7 separate regions of the Homo sapiens genome follow, and regions 1, 2, 3, 5, 6 and 7 are each linked to region 4. A link is a loop called in an ENCODE intact Hi-C map of the cell type or tissue named here. Cell type or tissue: endothelial cell of umbilical vein. All regions are shown on one strand. Region 1 overlaps PRH1-TAS2R14 (PRH1-TAS2R14 readthrough). Region 2 overlaps LOC107987435 (a long non-coding RNA gene). Region 3 overlaps LOC107987435 (a long non-coding RNA gene). Region 4 holds the start of LOC440084 (a long non-coding RNA gene). Region 5 has its middle 21 kb from the start of GABARAPL1-AS1. Region 6 holds the start of LINC02366 (long intergenic non-protein coding RNA 2366). Region 7 overlaps LINC02366 (long intergenic non-protein coding RNA 2366).

Region 1 (4,000 bases), 520 kb after region 4:
TAAACACAAGTTAAAATTTTAGGGCCGGGCAAAGTGGCTCACGCCTGTAATCCCAGCACTTTGGGTGGCTGAGCGGGTGGATCACCTGAGGTCAGGTGTTCAAGACCAGCCTGGCCAACATGGTGAAAGCCCGTATCTACTAGAAAATACAAAAAATTAGCTGATTGTGGTGGCGGGCTCCTGTAATCCCAACTACTAGGGAGGCTGAGGCAGGAGAATCGCTTCAACCTGGGAGGCGGAGGTTGTAGTGGGCTGAGATTGTGCCATTGCACTCCAGCCTGGGCAACAAGAATGAAACTCCATCTCAAAAACGAAAAAAAAAAACAAAAAAACTTTTCTTTAATTTTAAAAATAATATATAAGCAAGAACTATAAATTCAAATTCTTAATGCTAATCTTAATTTGAAACATCAAATTTTGAATATTGATACATTGCTGGACACCTTTTGTTCTTATTTCCAATTTATTTACAATGCACAAAGTGACAGAAATTACTGAATTTTCAATAAATTATGGTACTGTAGATATTAAATTATACGGATGATTATCCCTAAATTTATCCTTAAATAAAATAATTTCAGTCATATTGTTACCATTCAAAAATCATAGTATGTGCACACATATATGTTGGAAAAAATATTTTGTTGCTATAATTTTTTGGCTCTCTATTAGAGAAAAAACCAGAAAGTTAAATGTGTTAAAGTGTAAAACTTACTTAGTATAATCTTTGGGTATGTTTTTGTATGTGTAGTGCTGCATTGCTTGCTATAATAAAATACTCCAAGGGACCAGGTGCAGTGGCTCACGTCTGTAATCCCAACACTTTGGGAGGCCGATACAGGCAGATCACCTGAGGTCAGGAGTTCAAGACTAGCCTGGCCAACATGGCAAAACCCCATCTCTGCTTAAAAATACAAAAATTAGCCGGGTGTGGTGGTGGATGCCTTTAATCCCAGCTACTCAGGAGGCTGATGCAAGGAGAATTGCTTGAACCTGGGAGTCAGAGGTTGCAGTGAGCCGAGATTGTACCATGGCACTCTAGCCTGAGCAACAGAGTGAGACTCCATCTCAAAATAAAATAAAATAAAATACTCCATATTTCATCACAGTAGCTGAGAATGCAAATAACCATTTGAAAGAATTTGGCTTGCTAATGATGCTATTGATACATATGATAAATTTTACGTACTGTATAATTGCACAGAGTATTTGTACATGTTCATATGAAAATGCAAAAAAACAAAAAAACAGAAAAACCAAAGAGCAGGTGCTATTTGCTGGAAGACATGTTTGCTATGATTTTTAGAATTTAATAAAAGAAAAAAAATAGCTAGCAAACTTTTGGAAATATGTTGGTTTAAAGTTGTCATTGATGAAATACTATGTGAAGGTGATAGGAGCAGGAGGCTGGGAAATTCTAGACAGAAAAGGGCGGGTCCTCAGCTAAAGCCCCACTCTCAAGCCAAATAGACTGAGACTGTGGCCCAAAGGGAGTACTTCTATCCCTGTTTTCCCACTCAAATGTTGCCTTTTTTGGCCTGCCCCACCCCTCATCCTATGCCCATAAAACCCCAGGCTCCACCGGTAGTGAGAAGTGGCTGAAGATCGAGAGGAGAAGCAGCTCAATGTTGTAGACTATGGTGGGACGTTGGAGAGAAGTGGCTTGACTTCAGAGGGACAGGTTGAAGGCGTGACTTTCGAGAAGAGTCTGGCTGGAGACAGCCGGACTTCAGGGGAAGATTACCTTCCTGCTTCACATTCCCTTTCCAGCTCCCCTTCCTGCTGAGAGTCACTTCCATCAAAATAAAATCTCCCTCATTTACCATTCTCCAATTCGGTTGTGCAACCTCATTTTTCTTGGAAGCTGGACAAGAGCTCAGGAGCCAGGAATGCAGATACGAAAAGTTGTTACACTGAACCTCTGCCCTTGCTGGCAAGAGGCAGCCGCCTCAAGCGAAAAGGCAAAGGGCCCACTGAGCTACTAACACTTAAGACGTCTGCAGATAGCAGAGCTAAAAGAGCACTGTAACACCCTCCCCCTCGAGGTTTCAGGGGTGCGGGCACCCCCCCAGATGCTGCTGCGGGGCCTGCACAGAATTTGTTCCTGCTGGCATCCAAAAGTGCTCCTGCACCTGTTCACCTGTGTGCTCCCTCCCATGAGGGCTGGGCGCAGTGGGTCCCAGCGAGTGGATTTCACCCCTGCCAGCCCTAAAGCAGCTGGCTGGTTCTAGCGTCAGTGAGCCCCAGTTCCCTCCCATGAAGGGGTAAGGGAAATGTCCTCCATCAAAGGTATTATTTCAGTCTAAGCCCTGATGCTGAGAATAATATGAGAATCATAAAGCCAGGAGAAAGAATAATTGTGTTATCCCATTACCCTGAATTGTAGCACTTAGAAAAATGAATGGTCACATTTATTAGCTAGCAGTCTACCTTGTAGCTATCATCATCATCTCTATCTACATCTATCCCATTAAATAATTTACTTTTTGAAATATGTACATTCATAAATTGGATAATGCCTACGTAATTTAAATAAAGAATATCATTATGGGCAAGTTACATTAGTAAACGGTAAAGTTCAAGTCAAGCTAAATACATTTAGATTTAGAAATTAAGTTTAGTTTAGTTTAAAATACATTGCTTAAGAAAATAGTTATTTATGGATGACCTTAAACTAATCCAAGGAACACTATAATAAACATTTAGTTTTTAACGTAAATACAATTCTTCAATCAGAGAGATAAACCATTTCATGATCAATCTATTATTTTTGTTTATTATTTTTATTATTTATTTATTTTTCTTTTGAGACGGAGTCTCGCTCTCTAGCCCAGGCTGGAGTGCAGTGGCTCCATCTCAGCTCATTGCAACCTCCGCCTCTTGGGTTCAAACGATTCTCCTGCCTCAGCCTCCTGAGTAGCTGAGATGACAGGCACGTGCCACCACACCCTAATCTCTTATTTTTAAAAAGAGGATTTTAGGACTAAACAAATCAAATGTAAGTTTCCCCTCACCTCTTTGATCTCTCACTTGAGTAATGATGCAGTTTGAAGGCAAAGAGCCCCATTTCTACATTATAAGCAAAATAAAAGTTAATTCATGGAATACAATGGTGTATTTGTAATTGAGGTACTATATTTTATTTATTGGAATGGCATTTTGAGATCCAGTGCTGTTCATTGAATTTCCCTGTAAGGAGAGTTTGTGGTTTGGACTCATCAAGCTGCTATGCCAAAAACAAAACAAAACAAAACAAAACAAAAAGCTAATCACATGAAATCAATTTCCTGTTTCTTCCAACTTGCAGGATAAGGCCTAGACGAAGCTTTTATTGTATTGTGTGACCCAAGTGTTGGGAAAAGTAGAAAATTGTTACCAGATGTGAAGAAACATTTAGGGGCTTGAAAAGCAGCATGGAGGTGGACCTAGGCTCTTTGCAATGTTCCACGTCTTGCCTTATTTGATGGTTACATGAGTGTTTATAATACATTGCTGTGTTTACCATTTTTATTTTGACTCATTTCTAAGTGTGCATTATAATTTTATTTGAAAATTATTTATTAGGAGAAGTGCACCATAAAAATTATTGATTACTCTGCTCATTATATACCTAGGAAAAAATTCACCATTTATATATCTTTACATACAACTCTAAGAGAGTTGAAGTGGGAACTTTATTTTAGTTACAACATGTAGAAATAAGAGAAGACGCTACCTGAAGTACCCAGATCTTTCCAAAGGTTTTTTTCTACTTTTTTTTTTTTTTTTTTTTTGAGACGGAGTCTTGCTCTGTCGCCCAGGCTGGAGTGCGGTGGCGCCATCTCCGCTCACTGCAAGCTCCGCCTCCGGGGTTCACACCATTCTCCTGCCTCAGCCTCCCAAGTAGCTGGGACTACAGGTGCCCGCCACCAGGCCTGGCTAATTTTTTGTATTTTTTGTAGAGACGGGGTTTCACCGTGTTAGCCAGGATGGTCTCGATCCCCTGATCTCTTGATCTGCC
Region 2 (4,000 bases), 290 kb after region 4:
GACACCACTCATAAGTGGGCACAACAGTGTAGAAAACCAATTAGGAAAGGGTAGGTGTATGTAAAACAGGTGAAAGGTGAGGATCAATCAGAGGAAAGTGAACCAAACAGGAAGACAAGTTATCAATCCCATCTGAAATTCAGCTTGTAGCTTGGCTTTCAGGCTTTAAACTGTCTTCTGCTTGGAGGTGGGGTTTCACTGGGTACCCACTCCTATCTGCCTAGGCATTTGGCTGCCTCCTGCCACTCTCACTTATTTCCCCTCTCTCCCTCCCTCCACCCTCCCTCCCTCCCTTCTTTCCTTCTTTCCTTCCTTCCTTCCTTCCTTTCCTTCCTTCTTTTCTCTCTTTTTTCTTTTCTTTTCTCTTCCCTTCTCTTCTTTTTCTTTTCTTTTTTTCTTTCTTTTGATAAAGCCATCCTAATGGGTATGAAGTGGTATCTTACCGTGGAGTTGCATTTCCTTAATGACTAGTGATGTTGAGCATCTTTTTATGTGTTTATTGGACATTTGTATATCTTCTTGGAGAGTGTCTTTGTTCTTTATGAAGATTATTTTGCCTACTTTGATTATTTTGTGTACCTTGAATGTCCATATAAATTTTAGTTGAGATTTTTCTATTTCTGCAAAAACGTTGTGGGATTTTGAATTTTTAGATTGCTTTAAGTAGTACTGACATTTTAACAATATTAAATCTTCCAGCCCATGAACACAGGACGTCTTTCCAGTAAATTTGTATTGTTTTAAGACAGTAAATATGTAGTAAGTTGTTTCAGCAGCAATAAAAAAACTAACACACTGATCAAATAAGTAAATCCATGTTCCATGTGTTCAGTAGTTTAACTGATTTTTTTAATCATGTAAAGATGAAAAGTGTAAATTATTCACCATTAATGTCTGTGACTTCCCACTCATCTCCCCTTACCATAAGCCCATCCTCCAGTCTTGCTGCTGGGAACTCTTCTGCTGTCATTTATGGAGAGAGCCCACGGATCTCCAGCTATCCTGGCTGGGCCTCAGAGCTGTGAGTGGGGCTACTCAAGGTCATACAGTCCCAACTGAGCCGGCCTAGAGGGGAAGGGCCCAGCCAGCCCACAGAATCAACTGTGAGAACGGTCATACATGCTTGTTGTTTTAAGCCACTGAGTTTTGATGTGGTTTGTTATGCTGTAACTGTTAATTGATACATTCTCTCTTCAAATAGGCTTTTTCCAACTGCCCTAAACAAAAAGTCCTCTGGCCTTTAGAATTAGTACGTCCAGGCATTCTGCTTTGTTTCCTTCAAAGCCCTTATACATATCTGAAAGTTTACTTTTACTTTATTTCTTTGGTTGTTTATTTTATGCATTCATCAAGGAGGATAGAAACTTCACCTTCACAGGGACCTGGTCTGACTTGTGTCTTGTGAGGCCACCAGCAACTGTAACAGATCCCAACACTTTGCTCAGTAAATATTTGTTTAAAAACAGCCTGAATTAATAATATGGCTCTGCCGCTTTTCAAATAGTGTTTATTTAATGAGATAAAACTAGGTTTATAATAAATTACATTTTAAAACCAATTTTCCTCATAATCAATGAAACTCACTCCTAGATCTTTTTTCAATATGTCCAAGCTATTGTTGATGTTCAAGATGCTTGTGATTTGTGCTTTTATTGTGGCTTTATAAATATATTTGCTGGAGTTTAAGAAAAACTGTATCAGAGGTTGCTTCTAAATTATAGGGTTTGTTGTTGTTGTTGTTGCTTTTTTTGTCTGTTTTGTTTTTGTTTTTCATTTTTTTGAGACAGAGTCTTGCTCTGTCACCCAGGCTGGAGCTCAGTGGTGCAACCTCAGCTCAATGCAACCTATGCCTCCTGGATTCAAGAGATTTTTGTGACTCAGCCTCCTGAGTAGCTGGGATTACAGGCATGTGTCAGCACACCCAGCTAATTTTTGTATTTTTTGTAGAGATGGGGTTTCTCCATGTTGGCCAGGCTGGTCTTGAACTCCTGGCCTCAAGTGCTCCTCCTGCTTCGGCCTCCCAAAGTGCTGGGATTACAGGCATGAGCCACCGTACCTGGCTCCAATTATAGTTTTAAACGAGAAATTGTCTTATGGCTTCTTAATACTTGAGGTAGTTTATCTTGTCACTTATTTAGCTTTATAGATTCATCCTTGGAAAGTTTAATTTTCCTAAAATCCTTTTCTGCAACTTAAAAATATTGTCAGTAGGTGGCACTCCTGACCCACAACTTGTTATTCTGAATTGCTACAAGAAGCGATTACCTATTGATTTTTGTTCTCTGCAGTCCTCACAGAGCTTCACACCAGCTGGTCTCTCTGCAGACTCAGCCAAAAACAATCTGCTATGACAGCCTTCTTAGTTTTGTATACTGCTATCTTGTTTCTGAATCCAGCTCTCCAGACCTTGGGTTTGGAGAGTCACTGAGATTGGGACTATATGGATTTCAGTCAGAGGGAAGATCCCTCCAAGGCCCTGAGGCTGGAGGGGCCCTGAATGCTTGGGAAACAGCATGGAGTGCAGTGGGGCAGGGGAGGGGTGGGTGAAGGGGAGAGTGCTTGGTGAGGAGGTCAGATGGGGGCTGAGGTAGAGGGTGGTGGACAGATCATGCTGGATCTTGCAAACAGCAATGAGAGCTTTGGATTTCACTCTGAGTGATACAAGGAACCACTTGGAGGGTTTTGGGCAGGGTGCTGACATGATATGACCTGCATATGAATGGGACCACTCTGTAGGGGCTAGCTCAGCAGCAGGAGGCCAGTAGGGAAGCTTCTACAATAATCTAGGTGAGACATGATGGTGGCTTGGGCCGCCACTATCCCAGCTGGTGATGGCAGTGATGATGGGGGCAGATTTCTCCTTTTGGTGCTGTTCTTGTGATAGAGTTCTCATGAGATCTGGTTGTTTAAAAGTGTGTGGCATCTTCCCCTTCTTTCTCTTCCTCCTGCTCTGGATATGTAAGATGTGCCTGCTGCCCCTTTGCCTTCTGCCATGACTGTAAGTTTCCTGAGGCCTCCCCAGCCATGCTTCCTGTACAGTCTGAGGAACCATAAGGCAATTTAACCTCTTTTCTTTATAAATTATTCAGTCTCAGGAATTTCTTTATAGCAGTGTGAGAGTGGATGAATACAGCATGCCACCATGTCTGGCTAATTTTTAAAATTTGTTATAGATGGGTTCTCACTGTGTTGGCCAGGCTGGTCTTGGACTCCTGGCTCCAAGCAGTCCTCCTGCCTTGGCCTCCCAAAGCACTGGGATCACAGGCATGAGCAACTGCACTTAGTAACACTAGTTTTCTTGATCTTGTTGGATTGGCTTGGTTGGCAAAAATTATTTCCTTTCCCATTATATGATTAACTGTTATGTTTAATTTCCAAAGTTAATATAGTATTACATATTTGTTTTATCATTATGGTAATTTTAAGAGATACCTTTAAAGATTTCCTGGAATTCCATGCATATATATCCATTTCCTGAAACTCTGTATCTCAGTTCCCTTATGTGTAAGATGGAGACAATGATGATACCTATTACTAGGACTATTGTGAGGATTAAATGAAATAAGACATGTAGAGTGATTGAACAGTGTTTTGCTCACAGAGTTCAATAAACGTCAACTCTTGTTTGTATTTTTATTACTGTGAGAGATGTAATGTATCTGAAATTAGCTTAGATCATGCAATTATCTTACAGCAACAATCCTAATGACTACTCTATATACTGCTGTGGCCTTAATGTAGAATGAAAGGTAGAAACAAAATTTTAATAATATGGCAGGTATAAGGTAAATGGGGCATCAGATATTAGGGTGAATAGAGATAAAAGCTGTTTGTCTCAAGCACAAATGATAAAGAAGCATATTGCTTATAAAGGACTTAAAACTGTAATGCAATCAATGAAAAGTTAGTCTACTTTTTATTATTATGACAGATTTGCAAGTCAGTGATAGAATACTTCTCTTATTGAGAGAAGACGGTTCCTATCTCCTTCTCTTTTGTT
Region 3 (4,000 bases), 260 kb after region 4:
ACCAAGAATCCTAGAGGCTGGGAAGGGAAGGGGGAAGGGAGGAATAGGGAGAGATTTGTTAAAGGGTACTAGCCAGATAGGAGGATTAAGTCTTAGTGTTCTGTGTAGGATGACTACAGTTAGCAATAATACATAAGAAAATTAAGACAAGGTAATCAAATGGTGAAAAGATATCTGAAGCTTGGAATACCTGTGTTGCTTCATGAGGAGAGAGCTAATCTGAGGAAGATTCACAGTTTTAGGGATTGTAGGAGGAAAGACTGAGAAGCGAAATTGTTATTGGAGTTCTCAGGAAAAGCCCAGCACAAAGACAGCCAGGCAATAACATTGAGGCAGAAGAGTTTTTCTCAGGGGAGAATGTTCCCTTACCATGCTAATCTATCTTGCTGTGTCCCCAATCAGATACAGAGAATTTGAGCCAGATCCCAGTGTATAGCCTCATATAAACCTGCAGTGTTTCTTAAGCTCGCCTGAAGGCATTTGGAATAGGATTTTCTCCCAAATTCAATGACAAGATTCCTAATTGATATTGTACAGAGATGATAATTACATCTCTTATTACCTTTTCTTAGAGATAACTGTGTTAAAATTGGAGCCTTTCTCCTATAAACAGGTGTGTGGCCCTGTTATTTGGAAACATGGTTCTTCTCAATAGTGGTAAGAATTAAGACTTAAGGTGCTCAAATGATGAGAGGATATTTGAACTGCTGGGTTCTTTCTTGCTCTTGCTGGGTTATTTCTTGCTTTTCCTGAGGGCTGAGAACATCTTAACAGAGCCATGCTAGATTTCTGTTGTGACTTTGTTGAAAAATAGGCTGACTCTGATCACACTCTTTTGGTTCTTTTGATCAAGTCAATCTTTGGTTGTACGAGGTAGAATTGGTGACCCCCACGCCTTGTCTATCAATCAAATATTTGTAACCTGGTTGTCATAAGCTTTCTTTTTCTTTTTTCTTTCTTGATATATGTCACCTGCTGTTCCCTGAGAGGCCTTTGGAAATTTTAGTCTTATTCTCTGCGGCGCTTTCAGGTTTCTTCTCCACTCATTTTAATGTCTTTTCTCCACTTTCAACAATCTATCATATTTCCATTTTGGGCTCTGTTCACACCAGAGTCCTTGCAGCATAATGTGGTATATTTACTGCTTCTCCCCTGAATATCTACTGTGTCCCCACTCTGTTAAAGATCACATAAATAGATTATTGGGAGGGAACATGTAGTTATTTAAATCAGAAAGTCTTTCTAAAGGACAGTGATGTACATGGGAAGTATAAAGATGATAACTTTAATGTAGTGGGAAGTCTTAGGTCTTTGAAAAGGAGGTGTCCTAAAAGAACACTGCATTTTTTCTCCTCAACGTCATGGACTTTACCCACATTTCCCTTCATCATGTGTTCTTCACTCTTTCCCCTTGGGGAAACCCATCTCTCCTCATAGATATTAGTTCTACACTCAGGCTCTTGTTATGATTTGTGCACTGGAGCTCCTCCAGCTTAAGCTGCTAGCACAGAAAGATCTTCCAGGTAGCAGCTGCATTCCAAAGATGGAGATATAAGGCCCAGTTCCATGAATGTGAGTACCACATGGCATTCAGTATCCCTTTCAAGGTTCACTGTAGCTAAATCCCCACTTAAAAAAATATAGTATGCAAATAATGCTGCCAAGGCAAGTATTAATTTTTATCAGACACATAGCATAATTTCTGATGCGGAGAGCCAGTGCTCCTGTAATGATTTTAAAGATATGACTACAAATTATTTGGTATTCCTCCCCTCAAGCAGAGGAGCTTCATTACTGGGGCTTTGAATGATGGGCTGCACTTGCTTCAACTGCATAGAATATGGCCGAAGTGATGAGATGTCATCTCTGATATTAGGTCACAAAAAGACTGGGATTTCCATTGTGGGTGGACTCTTTTGCCCTCTCTTGAATCACAGCTTGCTGTGGGGGATCCAGTTGCCATGTCATAGGGAAACTTAGGGAGAGTGAACCCATTTACCACGTTGTGAGAACACTTAGCCTATGTCTATACAGCGAGGAACTGAGGACCGACACCAGCAACTATGAATGAGCATGGGAATATATCTCCCCCTGCTGAGCCTTGAGGTCACTGCAGCTCTAGCTGACAGCTCCACCACAACTTCATGAGAGACCATAAGTCAGGGCCTCCCAGCTAAGCTGCTCCTGAATGCTTAACCCACACAAATGGTGAAGTAACAGGTGTTTATTATTTTAAGGTGCTAAATTTGGGGTAGTTTGTGGCACAGCAACAAATAACCAAATCACCTCCTGTTAATACCTTGCCCCTTCCAAAACAACAACTCTTGCAAGAAACTCAAAGAAACAACTCTTGTGGTAAGGAAAACATACCTATTTCCTCAGCCTGGCAGATATTATTGTATCTGATATGCAGGAGGTAATTTGTTGTGGGGGTTGTTATCTCTGATAACCCAGAAAGATATTTTTAAAATTTCTTTTAATAAATGAAGGGATATGGATCTTCCCAGTTCATTCCACTACTAATATTCTCCATCAAGAGGAGATCATTTGTGGTGTGTAGAGAAAAACAACCTTAAAATCCAAGGTGTATAATAAAGAAGTAGGAAAACCCATAAAACTTCAAATATATTCATGTTCTTAGATCAGTCGCATCTTGTGTTATGGGGAACTTGTAGATGTGATCAGACAGTCAGAAATATTTGAGGCAAGGAAGTTCCAGGAGAGATGAGAGCATAAGCACAAGCTTTTAGAACCCCTGCCGTAAACATAATTGAACAAAGTAACATAAAAAGAGGAAAAGAAAAGAGTGTAGGGGATGATGATCAGTGCTGAAGCCATAGGAGAGGTGTTGGATTATTGGCCAGCCTGCCCAGCCTCCCTTTCTTGGGGAAACTACTTCAGTCCTTGTGGTCTCATTAGAACTTCTGATCATAGTTGCCCAAACCTCAGGCCATGGGGTTGGCATGTGATTCAATGTGTGCCCATCACAGCAGCCAGCTTTTTACCATAGCGATGGTTGAGGAATGCCATGTGATTAAAGCAGGTCTAGTCAGTGTCACCAAGTGTTTGCTGTATGAATAAACTGCTAAGATGAGGCAATGAAATACGGGGTTGCCGGCAGTCACGTGGCAGCTGGATGGAGAGAGTTGAGAGACTGATCAAAGCTTTTTGATAACATGTTGGAGCCATTGGATCTTGTCATGTTTGAAGTCCAAGTTATTTGCATTATCAATTTTTCTTTTTCACTTAAAAACTAATTTTAGTTGGACTTTTTTGATTTGGAACCAGAATGATCCTGGTGGGAAAAAGTGCTCATTGCAAAACACAAATTTTGACATATTTCTTCTGCAAGAAACAGTGTTGAACTTCTCTCAATAAGAGAGCAGCACACATTTTATGAAACAAGTAGGGGCTATTTTGTCAAATTCCGTAAATTTGAACTTTCTAAATCTGGAGGATTCGTTGCAATAAAATGGATATTCTGACTGTTTGGTAGCCCCTTTTTCTGTCACAGGACAATAGTATTTGGAGGTAAAATAGTAACATAGAGCTGTGATATCACAGGGGAGAGTTAACTATTCTTGATGCTTCTGGGTATTTTTAGTATTGTGCTTTTTAAACTGAACCTCACGTTAGAATTACCTTGGAAGTATAAAAAAATTCTTATGCCTGGATTTATCCCCAGAGGTTCTGATATAATTGGAATGGGGTGTTGCTCAGGCATTAGGAATTTTAAATTTTAAATCTTGAAATAATTTTAAACTTGCAGAAAAGTTGCAATAATAGTCAAAGAACTCTCAATTTTTATACTTCACTCAAATTTTTAATAATTTGGCACATTTGCTTTTTAAATTTCTCTTTCTCTCTTTTCCTATCTCTCTCATACATACACTATCTTTCTAATCAATTTGAGTGTGAGCTGCATATATCATGTCTTTAGCTTTTAACATCTCAGTATTTCCTAAGAACAAGAATATTCTGTTATATAAGTCTAACATAA
Region 4 (4,000 bases):
TGCCTTATTTCTGATCCCTCTGATCTCTTACACAGAGTCTACCACCTGTACTGGACGTTTATCTTTTATTTTTTGACCATTCCAGAATCTAGCCTCTTACTTCCTATTTTGGGGATCCTCTAGTTGTTCCTCCAATACCCATTTCCCTTCTTCCTAGTAGTAGGATTTTAATTGCCCACATGGCCACACAGGATCCTGACTTTGTTAGTTTTTCTTGTAGCTAGGTGTGGCTATGTCATGAAGTTCTGGACAATGGCATGTGACTAGAAGAGAGATATGCCACATCCAGGTTGTGCTCTTAAAAGAAAGGAACATGCCATCTTATTTTTCCCCCTTGCTCCTGCTAGCTGGAATGGAAAAGTGATGGTGGGAATCGGAGGAGCCATCTTGGGCTGTGCAACGGAACCCGTGAAGTATTGCAGAGTGAAAAGGCAGAGGCAGGCTGGGCCAGCAATAGCTTCACAAAGAGCTGCCAAACCAACTTGGGCCTTCGTAGGAGGAAGAAATACACTTCGGTTTGCGTCATTGTTAATTTTGGTCTTTGTTACTGTGGCCAGACAGATACCCTAACTAATGCTCATTTTATGAAGTCATAGCAGCTCATTATTCCTTACTCTGCTACCTGGCTACCAAGGCAAGGGCAAATGGCCTAAAGCTGCCAAGCTGGGATCCCACTGGGGTGATTAGGACTAATTCAGGGCAGTGGTGGCAGCGATGACCTATTGCAGCAGAAGCCTGTCAGATTCATGAGACGGCTGCTGTGCGTACTCCAAACTAGCTATGCTCCTGCCCATTTCCTAGTCTGATCTTCCAGCATCTTGATAACTTGGCGCATTTTTGATACATCTCCAATAAATTTCTCTTTTTATTTAAGTGAGCAGAATAGGTTTATATGACTTGTAACAAAAAAGACTCCAAACTGATGTACCAAATTTCGATTTCACTTTCTTCCAATCTATTCTCTATGCTTCTGCTGAAGTGGTGTTTGTAAACTGATTTAATCCTGTATTTTCCCTGCTTAATACTCATCAGTGATTCCCCAGTCATTGCCTCCAGGATAACCTCCTTAGTCAGGCATATGAAGCCTTCCATGATCTGGCCTCCTATGTCTCTCTTGGGACCTGTTGCTACACCTCGTGGTTCAGCCACGCTAAATCACCCAGCTAGCACAATATCTTCACATTGCCTGTATTTCTGCCTGGAATTCCTAACTCCTCCTTCTCATATCTACTTGTCAATTCTTATTCAAGAGACACCTTAGGGTTCCTTACCTCTGTAAAGCTTCCCTAACTGCCCCCACACTGGTCATCCGTAGTAGATAGACAACTCTGTCCTTTGGGCTGTACACTGTATCCTGTCCTTAATCATCTTTCTACCACCTCACCAGGACCTCACCTGCCTTCATGTCCGCCTCCACAATATTGCGCTACATTTCTACTTATAGCACCTGTTTTTTTTTGAATGATTGGTGCTTAGTATAGTAGACCTGTATTAAATAAAAGAAAAACATTTGAAAAGTTTAAAAATAAACCGATAGGTGGCAGCAGAGCCCTGCTGTTAAAAGTAACTTTTGCAGTTCTAAACGTTTTTAACCCTCATGAGCCAGCAGGTGGTGCTGTCTGACACCAAAGCGCCACGTCACAACGGATGCGCAATCACTATTTTATGTGAGTGCAGATTTGTATTAAAACCGGAAAGCATGGACACCCAGACAGCTTACTGTCAATGACTGTACTATTCACTGTCTTCAACAAAAGTCAGCTATTCCAGGAAACTCTCGTCCAGAAAGATAAAAATTGCAAGTAACTGTTTTTTGTTTCAGGAAATTCCCCAGAAAACAACCCTTGAGAAAACCAGACTGTTCAACTTTCCCGCTGATAGCGCTGAACAACCTTTTACTCCTCAGGACTCTTCAAAATCCATGGCATTTACTGATCCTTAATTACCACATCACGATCTTTACCAAATTCTGATCAACCTCATGCCCCCACCTTGAAAGACCCACCTTCAATGTTATAAATATCCCAACTTTGGCACCTGGCTTTGAGACACTACTAAGAATCTAGATAGTGTGAACCCAAAATATCTGAGACAGGTCTCAGTCAACTTAGAAAGTTTTTTTTTTTGCCAAGGTTAAGGACGTGCCTCAGGAGGTCCTGACAGCATGTGTCCAAGGTGGTTGGGGTACAGCTTGCTTTTATAAATTTTAGGAGAATGAGACATCAATCAATATGCGGAAGATTTACATGGTTCGGTCTGGAAGGGTGGGACAATTCGAAGGGTGAGGAGAGAAGAGGAGCTTCCGGGTCATAGGTAGGTTTAAACATATTCTGATTGGGAATTGGTTGAAAGAGTTACGAAAGGAATGTCTGGGTTACCAGGAGGGGTTGTAGAGACCACGGTTTTATCATGAAGATGAAGCCTCCAGGTAGCAGGCTTTAAAGAAAAATAGATTGTAAGTATTTCTTATCAGACTTAAGGTCTGTGTTAATGTTAATGAGGCATGTCCAACCCTCACTTCCCGTCACGGCCTGAGCCAGTCTTTCAGGTTAAATTTTACATGCCCTGGCCAAAGAGTTAGTCCATTCAGATCGTTGCCAGGGGCCTTCAAATTCTATTTTTGGTTTACCGCAGGGGTCTCCTACCCCTGCAATAACTTTACCTAAAGGTATCCTGTTAGGAACCAGGCTGCATAGCGGGAGGTGGGAAGCAGGCAAGTGAGCATTACTGACTGAACTCCGCCTCCTGTCAGATCAGCAGCAGCTTTAGATTCTCATAGCAGTGCGAACCCTATTGTGAACTGTGCATGTGAGGGATCTAGGTTGTGTGCTCCTTATGAGAATCTAATGTCTGATGATCTGAAGTGGAACAGTTTCATCCCCAAACTATCCCCACCTGACCACCCCATCCGGAGAAAAATTGTCCCATGGAAGCTGTCCCTGGTGCCAAAAAAGGTTGGGGACCAGCAGTTCACAGTAGCCATCTCCCTATGGCGGTGAGCAATAAACTCAACTTTGCCTTATGAAAAGGTTCTTTCACTGGTGTTTGAGAGAAGCCGGCATTTGACAATATATGTCAACCTAAACAAACAAAAGTATTTTAGGGCTTTGCTACTCAGAGTGTGGGGTTGGTTTAAAATGCAGGGTCTCAGGCCCCACCTCAGTCCCGTAGAATCAGAATCCGCATTTTCACAAGATGCCCAGGTGACTGTGTGCACATTGCAGGCTGTGGTCTTGGGCATTATTCTTCTAAAGAATGAGTGCAGGCTGGGCGCGGCGGCTCTTGCCTGTAATCCCAGCACTTTGGGAGGCCGAGGTGGGTGAATCACAAGGTCAGGAGTTCGAGACCAGCCTGGTCAACATTTTTAATAGAAACCCCTTTTCTATTAAAAATACAAAAAATTAGCTTGGCGTAGTGGTGAGCGCCTGTAATCCAGCTACTCGGGAGGCTGAGTTACGAGAATCGCTTGAACCTGAGAGGTGGAGGTTGCAGTGAGCCGAGATCACGCCACTGCACTCCAGCCTGGGTGACAGAGCGAGACTCTGTCTAAAAAAAAAAAAAAAAGAATGAGTGCAGATGAAAGTTTAAACTTTAAAGAACAGTGGTTTTGTTCTTTTGTTTTTAGTCGGTTTATCACCAACAGAATAGGAGAAAGATTTGGATTAAAATTTCTGCTTTGTTTAAAAATTCTTCAGTTTTGTGACCTGCCTTAAGAGGATGAGTGGGTTTTTCAGGTATATGGGGAAACATTTATCTGCTGAATTCTTTTAGATCATTAAAAACAAAACAAACACAAACCTGCCGGTTTTTCCTAGGAGGCACCTGTGAGGACGTGGGCTTGTATTTCCTAGATACATTTTAAATCCACAAGCATAGTATATTCAGTAATATCTAGAAAGCTGGTTGATATAAAGGTTTTCTAAATATATATATTTTAAATTTGGATCTGTTATTTATACCACACTTTCTTATGTGTTATATTTGTACCTTTTTTCAGTGG
Region 5 (4,000 bases), 1.3 Mb after region 4:
AATAGAAAAAAGAAAAACAGACATGTTCTCTGGCCTCATGGAAACCATATTCTAATGAAAGAAATTATAAAATTTAAGTTAAAAAGCAAATTCAAAATAATACAAGTTCCAATATGTGTTGTAAATGAAACAAAAAAGTGTTTGAGATTGACAGCAACAGCAGAGGGGCCCTAGAAACTTTAACTGGATGATCAGAGATTGTAATATTCATGCAGGATTTTTCTTGGCCCTTTTGCCGGACTCCTAGCACGAGTGCCCCATCTCCTCGGCCCACCATGCTCCGCCCCTTGAGAGAGGTAACACATAAGCAAGTGAGTATGGGATCTGGCCAGCCACTCCAAGCACCAATACAGGAGCAAGCTCCATGCAAAGCCCATGTCCAGACCAGTCATGTTGCCTTGAGGGGAACATGGCAGCCTGGTGCCCATGATCCCAAAGCCCCAGAGGGGGTGTGAGTGTGCTACTTAGCTCTTTTAGTTCCACCATCCACAGTCGATAAACGGCTGTGTGTTAGCAGCTCAGTTGGCCACTGACCCTGTAGCTGCCAGTGGGGTGGTTGCCCTCCACTTGCAAGGGCAAAGGGCCAGTGTGACAGCCTCCACCTGCACTTAGTGGGTCCCAAGCTTTTGTCCAGCGTCCAAGAAGAATGAGGTCACACTTGACAACTGAAGAATGGTAAGAGTGGAGAATTTTATTGAGCGATGAAAACAGTTCTCTAGTGGAGAGGGGAGCTGGAGAGGGTATCAGAAAAGCAGATCATGTTTCCCTGAAGTCAAGCTGTCTCCTCCCCAAAGTCAGGCTGTCTCCCCTCCACTGACAGGGGCCTTTATAGGAACAGGATGGGGGCAGGGTGGGCCATAGGTAGTATTGGAAAAAGCAACATTCAATTGGTTAAAAGGCATTATTCAGAAAGAACCAATAAGAAGAGAGCCAACAAACAGGAATGGAAGTCCTCACTCTGGTCTGTGGGTTTCAGGCTGTTTTTGACCTGAAGGTAAGGTTTCCCCAGGGACCCATCCCTGTCTGTCTAGGATTTCTCTGCCTCCTGCCTCTATTAATATTTAAGTTACGACAAAGTATGAGAAGGAGCTGGCTATACAGAGCTAAGAGAGGAGCAGTTCAGTGGAAGATACCAGGTATGTGCACAGCCCTGACTGAGACAGAAAGAATTTAATGCCATTCAAGAAACTAATAAAAGGCCAGTGTGGTTTGTGATTAGTTAGTGACAGGGCAATTGACATGTGACACTGGAGGATGAGGAGATAAACAGAGGACTGCTTGCATGCACAACCTGTAGTAAATTGGAACATTATAAACAGTATTACTTAGTTGTATATTCTATGGCAACAAAGTTCTATTATCATTCTACTTGCCTGTTTTCCCCCTAAGACAATACCAATCTAACTTCTAATCTTTTTTTATCCTCAGAAGAAACTTAATCTCCCAAATAAACAAGGAATGTTTGAGAAAAGATGCTCCAGAAATGCTGACTTCCTTTTCCTTTTCCTGCCTCACCCTCCTCTATCCACTTTTTCTTTAGACAGTGCCTTGCTCTGTCACCCAAGCTGGAGTGCAGTGGTGCAATCTCAGCTCACTACAACCTCCACCCGCCGGGTTCAAGCGATTCCCCTGCATCAACCTCCAGAGAAGCTGAGACTGCAAGCATGCTCCACCACAGCCAGCTGATTTTTGTATTTTTAGTACAGACAGGGTTTCACCATGTTGCCCTGTCTGGTTTCAAACTCCTGGCCTCAAGTAATCTGCCCACTTTGGATCCCAAAGTTCTGGGATTGCAGGTGTGAGCCACCACACCCAGCCCACTGTTACCTTTTGGAACAGAAGAAATATATCTATTTGTCTAAAACAGAAATGTTATTATTTCATCTAGATGCTGAAAGAGACACCAGAGTCAACAAAAATGTGCAATGCATCTTCCTCCTTTGGGGGAAGATTTAAAAAGAAAAATTGACAATGAACAAGCTTACTTCTTATTTTTTCTCTATTGTTAAAATTCTGTGGTTTTGTTTACAAAAAGGTGACACTATTATTAATAACAGATTGATTAAAAAGGAAAATAATTGCAGCCAGTGAGGATTAAGGCTGCAGTGTTATTAAGTGGATCTGGCCTGCCACCTGGTGGCCAGAAGTACAATGACCACACTCGTTTTGGAAATGAAGCCTCCCTGAACTGTAAAGGAGTAGGAGGGAAGAATTAGAGGTGGGAGCTGCCTTGCAAACTAGCTTAGCAATGTCTTTCAGTCAGATCAAAATAGAAGACAGATGACAGAAGACAGGTGGCTTATTTTCTTAAAGATGTACAAAGAAGCCTTATGCTATAACCTCCACTCGTAAGTAGCATGATATAGTTTGGCTTTGTGTCCCCACCTAAATCTCATCTTGAATTATAATCCCATAATCCCCACATGTAATGCGAGGGACCCATGGGGGCGGTTTCCCCCATGCTGTTCTCCTGACAGTAAGTGAGTTCTCATGAGATCTGATAGGTTTATAGCAATCCGGCATTTCCTCTCCTGGCACTCATTTTCTCTCCTGCCGGCCTGTGAAGAATGCACCTTCTGCCATGACTATAAGCTTCCTTAGGCCTCCCCAGCCATGTGGAACTATGATTCAATTAAACCTCTTTTCTTTTTAAATTAACCAGTCTCGAATATTTCTTCATAGCAGTGTGAAAATAGACTAATACAGTAAATTGGTATTGAGGAAGTGAGGCACTGCTATAAGGATACCTGGAAATGTAGAAGGGAAGCGATTTTGCAACTGGGTAGCAGGCAGAGGTTGGAACAGTTTGGAGGGTTCAGAAGAAGACAAGAAGATATGGCAAAGTTTGGAACTTCTGAGAGACTTGTTGAATGGTTTTGACCAAAATGCTGATGGTGATATGGACAATGAAGTCCAGGCTGAGGTGGCCTCAGATGGAGACGAGGAACTTGTTGGGAACTGGAGCAAAGGTGACTCTTGCTATGCTTTAGTAAAGAGATTGGTGGTGTTTTGTCCCTTCTGTAGAGATCTGTGGAACTTTGAACTTGAGAGACATGATTTAGGGTATCTAGCAGAAGAAATTTCTAAGCAGCAAACTGTTCAAAAGGAAGTAGACTATAAAAGTTTGGAAAATTTGCAGCCTGAACATGCAATAAAAAAGAAAAACTCATTTTCTGGAGAGAAATTCAAGCCAGCTGCAGAAATTTGCATAAGTAACAAGGAGACAAATGTTAATCACCAAGACAATGGGGAAAATGTCTTCAGGGCATGTCAGATACCTTCACAGCAGCCACTCCCATCACAGGCCTGGAGGCCTAGGAGGGAAAAATGGTTTCATGAGCTGGGTCTAGGGCCCCCCCTGCTCTGTGCACCCTTGGGAATTGTGCCCTGAATCCCAGTTGCTTAAACTCCAGCTGTGGCTAAAAGGGGCCAAGGTAAAGTTCAGGCCATTGCTTCTGAGGCTGCAAGCCCCAAGCCTTGTTGGCTTCTATGTGGTCTTGAGCCTGTGGGTGCACAGAAGTCAAGAATTGAGGTTTGGGAACCTCCACCTAAATTTCAGAGGATGTATGGAAATGCCTGAATGTCCAGGCAGAAGTTTGCTGCAGGGGTGGAGCCCTCATGAATAACCTCTGCTAGGGCAGTGTGGAAGGGAAATGTGGGTTGAAGCCCCCACACAGAGTCTCCACTGGAGCACTGCCTAGTCGAGCTCTGAGAAGAGGGCCACCATTCTCCAAACCCCAGAATGGTGATCCATTGACAGTTTGCAACATGTGCTTGGGAAAGCTGCAGCCACTAAGCACAGCCAGGAGTGGGGCTGTACCCTGCAAAGCCACAGGGGCAGAGATTCCCAAGGCCATGGGAGCCCACCTCATGCATCAGGCTGAACTGGATGTGAGACATGGAGTCAAAGGAAAACATTTTGTAACTTTAAGATTTAATGACTGCCCTACTGGATTTTGGACTTGCATGGGGCCTGTAGCACATTCATTTTGGCCAATTT
Region 6 (4,000 bases), 740 kb after region 4:
TGAAATTCTAATCTAAAATCGTAACAGAATTGTTCCATGAAATTTACAAACTGATCCTAAAATTAATCTAAAAGTTTCAATGAGTGATCACTGTGTACTTCAAGGACAACGATCTCAACTCAAAGAATTTAAGATTCTAGCTGTAACATGAAAAAATACGGTTAAATGCGTGGCTGATCTGGTAAAAATAAAAGGAAATGTTCATAGATTTAACAAAAATAAATAGAAAGCAAAAATCCAGGAGGGAAGTAAAGCCTGAAATTTGGTCCTGTCCTAAGGGTATATGTAAATCAAGGATAATCTGAGCCTTCATTGATATAGCACATGAGGACAAAGGACAGCCACAAAGTCCACATTCAAGTTGGACTAATGAACAAACATTCGTCAAATTGGAGACTAATTCATAGAAACTCCTCCAGCACACATGCACCTCGGATACAATAAAACTACACCCTGGTTGTGATGGAGAGCTACAAGCAAACAAACAAGCCAACAAAAAGGGAACAACAAATGTATTAAAGGTTTCAACCTCGGAAATGAGGGGAGAGAGGGAAAATCATTGCCATTAAGAATTCATAACCATAAGCCAGCCTTCAAACATGTTTGCAACATTTAGTCCCCAAAACTTCAACCTGAAAATTTATTTTAAAGTGATACCTTCAGTTTGCATGTAAGATGCAAAGGAAAACCTTTCCTGTAGAGGAAAGCAACTTCCACACAGATCCCAAGGAATACTTATAGATAAAATCCTCCCAGCAGAAGGTTATAGGGGAATTAAACACACACGTACTTAGGATGCACACACATGCACAGTGAGGAAACAGGTTGCCACAAGTAAACACCTGTAGAAACAAAACACAATAATCTGCCACTACCTAAAATAGGCCATAGATTTTTTTTTCTGCTTGTTTGGGAAGATAGAAATATGATAGAAAGGGGAAGAGAAAACAGGGATGCCCACGATGGATCCAGAAATAAGTATTAATCATGTATGTGTTGGGAATTGGAGTGCTCTTAGTAATCCAATTAAGACATTAAAATAATTCATATATGTCAATGATATGAGCCTCAGAAAGAACAGCAAGAGTTACTATGGCCTGAAAGGCTCAGAAGCAAGCAGGACTTAAATTGGGCTTAGAGGAAGTAAGATTTGCACAGTTTCTGAGAAATGAAGGGATATTTCAGGAAGTAGGAGAAATACACAAAGGTGGACATTCTCAAGGAGTCTCCGCAAATAGGGACAGGCCTTTGGACAATCACGCAATACTTCCACAAAAAAGAATGGCAGAAAATACTTCTAAAGGAAGATGATTGACAACCTCCAGAAAATAGACTAGAAAGGGGCAGGATCACATGTAAACACAGTGCCATAAGGCCAGTTGGTCAATTGATTAATTATGTACTACTTATAAAATAAGTAAATACTGAGAAATAATTAGCTAATTGTAAAAACAAACATCTATTATCCAATTGGGCAAGTGGGAACTATGTTTGATTGGAAGTCAGGAGACCTTAAATTCTCTTCCTAAATTTACCACTGACCAGTTTTGAAATTAAAGCTACCTGGGAATCAGTTTTTATATTGAAAATTGGGGAGGAGGAAGGTCTACGGAGAAGGGCAGATTAATTAATGATCTCACTTATGAACGCAGCTCTACAACTTTACAAAACCAAAAGAATGAAGAACGGTGCTCATTCCTCCGGTGCTCAAAAGAGGGCGCCCACAAGAGCAGCAGAGATTTACTGGAACCGATTTACTGAAAATCCCCGTTTTCATTTCCCGGTCTGAGTTTCATTACCCAAGAAATCCACAGGGTGGCGATAACACTGAACGGAATGTGAATTCAGAGTGGAAATTCTCAGAAACCGTATTCTTCAACGGCCAGTGTTTACAGATTTCCCTTTCCCTGATTTTATGATGTCACCAATGACACAGAAGCTGGCGAAACGCGTGAAGGCCGTACACAAGGCAATGACGGTGATGGCAATGATTCCCACGGGAGAACCAACTGTGATCCAGACCTTTGGCAATCCTCACAGTAATGCAAAGGAGACTTTACCATTCTCTTCCTCATTTTACAGAAAAAGAACTAGAAAGGGAGAAATCAAGTAAATTATCCAAGGTAACTGAGGTAGTGAGTGACCTCGGCGGAATTCAAACCTTAGTCTAGGGTCAGTGTCATGGTTCTTTCATCACAGCCCGCTGACAGCTCTGAAGAAAGCCTGTTTGACTAACACAAAGTGGCCTTTCTTCCTAACCATCTTCCTCACTGATATAGAAAGGAGAAATTTTGCCATTTTTTTCATAACTGAAAAGAAGCCTTAAAAGATTCTATTCATCTTTAGCACAGGATAATATTAGTAACTCTTTAAGCCACTATTAAATAATGATTGTATAGCTACAGCAGTTTCAATTTTAGTGTTTATATCAGGGTCACTGACTTTTCTTCCCTAATGCTTAAATGGGGCAGGAACATTTCTTCATTGAATGTCACGTTAAGGTGTGTTGAATTAGAAATAACAGAATTCTCTTCAAATTGAGTTAAAGGGAGGAAAAAGATGGCTTTTCAGTGTAATTACGGGTCATTTCAAAGAAAACAAGAAGTTTCTTTAAGTGATACAGGAGATTAGAATCAACAACTGGAAAACTATAAGAATTACACAGTTGTTCAAACTTTTTTCTTTCCACATTCTCTAGTCCATGGTTTTCTTGATATCTTTGGACTATTGCCTCTTTCTATTGGCTGACTTTCTCCTCTCTAGACCCGACAGCTCCTGAATTCCCACATCCTCAGCTTAAGTGACTATCAGAGACTGACTTATATCTGTGAATTTTGGCTCCTAACCTCTGAGAAAGAGAATTCAATATGGCCTGGCAACAGCTGTCAAGCAGCTAAACATAAACAAGGGTGATGATTATCAAAGCAGTATGTACTGAAAAACACAGACACCCCAGGAGACATATGTTATGACTGGCTAAATGTCTTTTTGAGAAGTTAAAAAGAAATAATTCATTTCCTGGATGATCAGGATGAAATTCTAAACCATTTGGCATGTCCACATTTCCCCCTGTATCTATGGTAATAACACTCATAAAACCATAATTTGGGATACAGATTTTAACAGTTTTTCCAAATATTTAAAGATAGGCCAAAATTATAATATTCTGAATTCATATTTCCATCTATACCTCAGTCTGACTATTTTTAGAATAAATTTTTTTTTAAATGTACCTTGCTGGGTGGAGCCTATAATCCCAACACTTTGGGAGGCTGAGGCAGGTGGATCACTGTGAATCCAGGAGACCAGTTGGAGACCAGCCTGGGCAACATAGCGAGACCCTGTCTCTACAAAAAAATTAAAAACTAGCCAGGTGCAATGGCACAAGCTTGTAGACATAACTACATGGGAGGCTGAGGTGAAATGATTTGTTTGAGCCCAAGAGTTCACGGCTGCAGTGAGCTATGATCATTACGCTGCGTTCCAGCCTAGGAGACACAGTGCGACCCAAGATGGAGTCACTGATATATGTTACCATTTGCGACGAGTACTTTTTTCCTGGAAAACAGTCCTCACATAATAAAGCAGGGCCAGGCAAGGTGGCTCATGCCTGTAATTCCAGCATTTTTGGAGGCTGAGGTGGAAAGACTGCTTGAGCCCAGGAGGCTGAGGCTGCAGTGAGCCATGATTGTGCCACTGCACTACAGCCTGGGTGACAGAGCAAGACTTTATCCAAAGATAGCTGAATAGGAACAGCTCCAGTCCGCAGCTCCTAGCATGATCGACACAGAAGACAGGTGATTTCTGCATTTCCAACTGAGGTACCTGGTTCATCTCACTGGGACTGGTTGGACAGTGGGTGCAGCCCATGGAGGGTGAGCCGAAGCAGGGCGGGGCATTGCCTCACGTGGGAAGTGCAAGGAGTCAGGGAATTCCCTTTCCTAGCCAAGGGAAGCCGTGACAGACTGTACCTGGAAAATCGGGACATTGCCACCCGAAT
Region 7 (4,000 bases), 720 kb after region 4:
TTCAGATCCTCCATCTGAAGACAACAGGTAGGGAAATTATGGGAGCCCTGCCCTCATCCCCTTTACTGGCCAGTGGCCATCGACTTGCTGTTGAGTATTGGCTACTAGCAACTCACAGCTACCCCATTCTCCAGGTAACTACCCTTAGCAGTGGCTCTCTGACATGAAGGTATAAAAGTCTGGCCTCCCTGCCTCAAGTGAGACTAACTCTATGGAGCAATAGGTGTTCCAGACTTTTCTCTGTGGGGTTAGACTAAGCTAGTCTGCGCGTGAGACCACATTTTGCTTAGCTTTATTCCTTATCTACCCTGCTTCCTAAATCCCCTCTCGGAGAGAGCTCTCAATAAATATTCTTAAAAGCAGTCCCATTTAAGGATTGGCTTCTGAAGAATCTGACCTAACACAATACAACACTTGGAGTTATTTTCCTCTCCACCTTCACATGCAGGATCCAAGACCGCTTTTTTCTCCCTACCCAACAGTAGAGCCCAGCAGTAGAACCACTCGTCAGAATCAATGCAAGAAGAGACAAGTGGTGGCAGTGGATAAGTTGAAAAGATAGAAGGATGAGCCTGAAAAGGATTCAGAGGGGAAGCCGCCTGCCATCTGCCTTGAGTGTTCTCAGCATCAGGAACTAAAACCTTAAATCTTGGATGGAAACTCAAGAAAAAGATGTGCATGCCCCAAAACCCACCACCTTATGAAATCAATACTGGCTGCATTGTGTTTCTTAAACTCGAAGGAAAGGATTGAGAAAATAGTCTCTGGGCTACTCTACAGAAAACTGACTGGCTGACAGATCTTTTGGTGGCAAAATTCTGGAGGATGCAACCATATAAGGAAGAGGCTAAGGAAGAAGAACTAATAAAATAGAATAGCAACAACCTAACAGATAACAACAAATTTAGAAGAGGCTAATGCCATCAAACCTTACTAGAAGAGAGTTTCCGAAGGAGGAGGATGAACAGCAGTTAGTGTCAAATGCAAGCTCATTTTGATACTCATTGAGCTCATTGAAACTTTGAAAGCTAGTTTTAATAGAAAGATGGCATTGGAGACAAAACTCCTGTTGATTGGAGAGTAATTAGAAAGTGGATTCTACAAATCAAGGATTATTTTTCAAGAACTGAGTGAGCTGATACATAACTGGCTTGAGGATTAGGTAGGATTCATTTTTCTCTTTAAATAAAAGAAGATATGACTAGGAGGAAAGGGCAGATGCCAAGAGAAGAAGTACAATTAGATGTTAGAATTATCTAGTTTTCTCTAATTACATAGAATCATTCTGGATAATTATTTAGAATTATTTAAGATAATTTTTTAGAATTATCTAAAATCTAGAGGTAACTAGAGTCAGGGAAAATTAAACTTATAAAATACTAAGCATAATGCTTAAACCCTGGTTCCTCATGATGATTTCCTTGAAAGAAAGAACTTGTAATAATTTGAGCTAGTTTTCATCATATTGTGATTATGCTTCTGTATGTATTCGAGTTTTATTTTCATTAATGATGCTAGGGTGTCACCCTGTGGTAAATGTAAGTATAGCTTTGATGCAACCCACTTTATACATCATCCTATTTCTAGATATCAATTGCAACCATTTTCATGGTCCTTTTATTTTGTTCATAATGTGGCTTCCTACTTTAAGTTTATTTTTAAGTAATATATAACATTGAAAACATATAAGACCAAATATAGAATGTAAGTTACAAAAAGGAATATTAGATAAACTAACAAGAATGAAAAAAATAGGTTCTTAAAACTAAAAACATGATTTTAAAATTTAGCTGAAAACTTTGTAATGACACCTGAGGTTGACTTGTAAATATTTCAATTTTAAATTATGTTTTATATTATTTGTATGTGAAAAATGGTACTTTTTAAAATAACAAAATCCATAAGCATGGAGAGGTTCAAATGATAAATGTACAATAGTTACTATTAATCTTATTCCAAGCACTACTCTTTTAATGTTCATTGCAATAGCGTGACATATAATAGTGCAAACATAACTATGAAAAAATAATTCAATCAAGTATACTCCATTCTTGTTCATTTCATCTGGCTCCTTTTAATCTCTTTTTATTTGATTCAAATAACTTAGTCATTATTATTTGTGTCATTATTTATCATTAGCTTAGTGTAAAAGAGAGATATATAAATTATTTACATGATGAAAGATTTCAGAACTTCAGTGGAATGGGAAGCTTCGTGTCGATGCTATTTCAACAGGATTTATTTCAGTCTACATACTTCCCAAGAATGTCACCATCTCTAAATGAGAACTAATCCTTGTCATCTACTTTGGTGCCTCCATATTCTGGAAGAAGAACATTATCTCTAACGTTCACACGAACTGGTTGAATCTCTCCACCCTTTCCTTTAGAGCCTGATCCAACAGCTACTACTGTGGCTGCCAATACTTTTCCTTGAGATTTTTCCAGAAGCATAATGGCTCCTTTGGTTACAGTTTTGGCGGCACACCTTTCAACCAATACTTAGTCAAAGAGTGGAAGTAACTTTCTAAACACTTGTCCTGCCATGAGCCCTCTATCGCCGACTTTTACTCTGCTCTCATACAGTACTGCAAAGAGAGACTGACTCCCTTGGTCATTATCTTAATCCTGCGGGTCTATGGAATGTGTATCACTTGTTTGTATTACATAATCTATCAGTAAAGACGTCGAATTTAGTACTTCTTTTATGTACTACCTTACTAAGTATATTCGACCCTTACTCAGATGGTCTGTTACCTAAACGCAGTAAGTCACATCACATGTTTCTTTTGCACCCTCTACATAATAGGTATTCAGTAAATACATTCTTAATTTAAGATTAGTAAGTTGAAGAAGGCTTATCTTTACAATTCTATAGAAAAAAAACTTCTTTAATCAATTTAATTAGCATTCTAAAATTGTATTTTAATTGACCAAAGTGACAAGTGTATCAACAAGAAATTGTCCTTTGATTATTTCAATTAACTATTAGAAATGCTATTCAAAATAAGCTAAATATCTCCCTGAAATTTCAATACCACATGATTAAAATAATAAGGCAAGACTCTTGAGAAAGGATAAGAGAAATCTTAGAAATGTTAGGGTGTAGTCGTTGTTAATCTGTACTACTGATTAGAAGAACTGACATCGTATGTAACTGATAAGAGAAATCAATAGACTAAAAAGACAAATATGAAGTGGAATCATGATTTAACAAGTCATGTGCTGAGTAGATTGTCTAGTCAGTTGTTATGTTGGAATTAGGGTTGAAATTGTAATATAATTCTGTTACATCTTGTTCTCTATGGTCTAGGAAAAAGGAAAGGAAAAACATGACTGAAGCAAAAAAGACAATTTAGTTGCTAACATGTCTCAAAACTTTATAACTGTCATCATATCAGACTTACCATTTTCTTGGTTTCAAACTTCTTCCTGGGTTGTGCTCAAAGCCAGCGAGGTAGCTAAAAGAAAGAAAGAAAATATCTTTAAATCAGACTCATACTTCCCTCTCTGCTGTAGAAATTTGGGGATCCTCACTTATATAGCTTGTAGAGAACAATAACAGCATTGCTGCTACCCAGGAATGGCCCCTGGAGTTTGAGGTGGCTTTAACCGGAACATTTCCTTCCTATGATTTACCACCTATTTCATGGTGTTCTGTGTTACTAACAATTGTCAAATGATATATGGATTCTGCTGTCTTCCTTAACTGTGACAAGAATGATAAACAACAAAAGGTTAAGATAACACAAATGTAATTGCCTGATGACCCAAAAACTCTTTTGGGAAAGGATCTAGGAGAACTTTCTGATTTGTCAGTAGAAAAAAAGGAGTCACAAAGGAGCATCAGAGAAAGCATCTATAATAGAGAGACCCACGTTAATGTATAATATCTAATGTAAGATTTAATTTAGTTCATAGAAATTCAATTTAAAAATAAAGATGGATGACACGTTATGCATTCCCTTAGCAAAAACGTTGGAAGTGAGATGTTGGAAGTT

Evidence for each region. Hi-C counts contacts between places; a loop is a spot of excess contacts. Peaks named below come from ENCODE experiments on the same cell type or tissue, not always from the same donor. Only the 100,000 strongest peaks of a DNase experiment are listed, where the experiment ranks them.
Region 1: it touches region 4 in a loop (5-fold over the local background); 12 of 110 quality-filtered maps call a loop at or near these places.
Region 2: it touches region 4 in a loop (5-fold over the local background); 20 of 110 quality-filtered maps call a loop at or near these places.
Region 3: a loop joins it to region 4, with 24 times the contacts of the local background. A loop is called at or near these places in 44 of 110 quality-filtered maps.
Region 5: it touches region 4 in a loop (5-fold over the local background); 14 of 110 quality-filtered maps call a loop at or near these places.
Region 6: a loop joins it to region 4, with 4 times the contacts of the local background. A loop is called at or near these places in 8 of 110 quality-filtered maps.
Region 7: it touches region 4 in a loop (18-fold over the local background); 96 of 110 quality-filtered maps call a loop at or near these places.

What each region holds. Positions count from the first base shown.
Region 1 is chr12:10,966,888-10,970,887 of GRCh38, reverse strand. The region is part of intron 4 of PRH1-TAS2R14 (PRH1-TAS2R14 readthrough); the gene reads left to right. The region is part of intron 4 of PRH1-PRR4 (PRH1-PRR4 readthrough); the gene reads left to right. It also overlaps a transcript of PRH1 not described here. Among named protein-coding and RNA genes, the nearest start is that of TAS2R50, 18 kb to the left of the region's middle. In endothelial cell of umbilical vein, no CTCF peak of the experiment used is centred here; DNase peaks (open chromatin) are centred at 1,857 and 3,277; H3K27ac peaks cover 2,143 bases.
Region 2 is chr12:11,198,032-11,202,031 of GRCh38, reverse strand. The region is part of intron 1 of LOC107987435 (a long non-coding RNA gene); the gene reads right to left. Among named protein-coding and RNA genes, the nearest start is that of TAS2R42, 13 kb to the right of the region's middle. In endothelial cell of umbilical vein, a CTCF peak has its summit at 2,205 (motif pointing right); a DNase peak (open chromatin) is centred at 2,231.
Region 3 is chr12:11,226,566-11,230,565 of GRCh38, reverse strand. The region is part of intron 1 of LOC107987435 (a long non-coding RNA gene); the gene reads right to left. Among named protein-coding and RNA genes, the nearest start is that of PRB3, 41 kb to the left of the region's middle. In endothelial cell of umbilical vein, a CTCF peak has its summit at 2,122; a DNase peak (open chromatin) is centred at 2,095; H3K27me3 peaks cover 519 bases.
Region 4 is chr12:11,484,362-11,488,361 of GRCh38, reverse strand. LOC440084 (a long non-coding RNA gene) reads left to right here and starts at 1,684. Exons shown (of 5, transcript NR_148969.1): 1 at 1,684-1,798; 2 at 2,211-2,313. In endothelial cell of umbilical vein, a CTCF peak has its summit at 1,603 (motif pointing right); a DNase peak (open chromatin) is centred at 1,591.
Region 5 is chr12:10,234,085-10,238,084 of GRCh38, reverse strand. No RefSeq gene overlaps it. Among named protein-coding and RNA genes, the nearest start is that of GABARAPL1-AS1, 21 kb to the right of the region's middle. In endothelial cell of umbilical vein, a CTCF peak has its summit at 2,146 (motif pointing left); a DNase peak (open chromatin) is centred at 2,124.
Region 6 is chr12:10,748,100-10,752,099 of GRCh38, reverse strand. LINC02366 (long intergenic non-protein coding RNA 2366) reads right to left here and starts at 1,866. Exons shown (of 7, transcript NR_120463.1): 1 at 1,800-1,866. RefSeq lists a silencer at 1,806-1,855. In endothelial cell of umbilical vein, a CTCF peak has its summit at 1,773; a DNase peak (open chromatin) is centred at 1,839; H3K27ac peaks cover 450 bases.
Region 7 is chr12:10,768,853-10,772,852 of GRCh38, reverse strand. It overlaps LINC02366 (long intergenic non-protein coding RNA 2366), which reads right to left. Exons shown (of 7, transcript NR_120463.1): 2 at 3,407-3,460. It also overlaps the pseudogene HSPE1P12. Among named protein-coding and RNA genes, the nearest start is that of LINC02366, 21 kb to the right of the region's middle. In endothelial cell of umbilical vein, a CTCF peak has its summit at 1,531; a DNase peak (open chromatin) is centred at 1,522; H3K27me3 peaks cover 1,912 bases.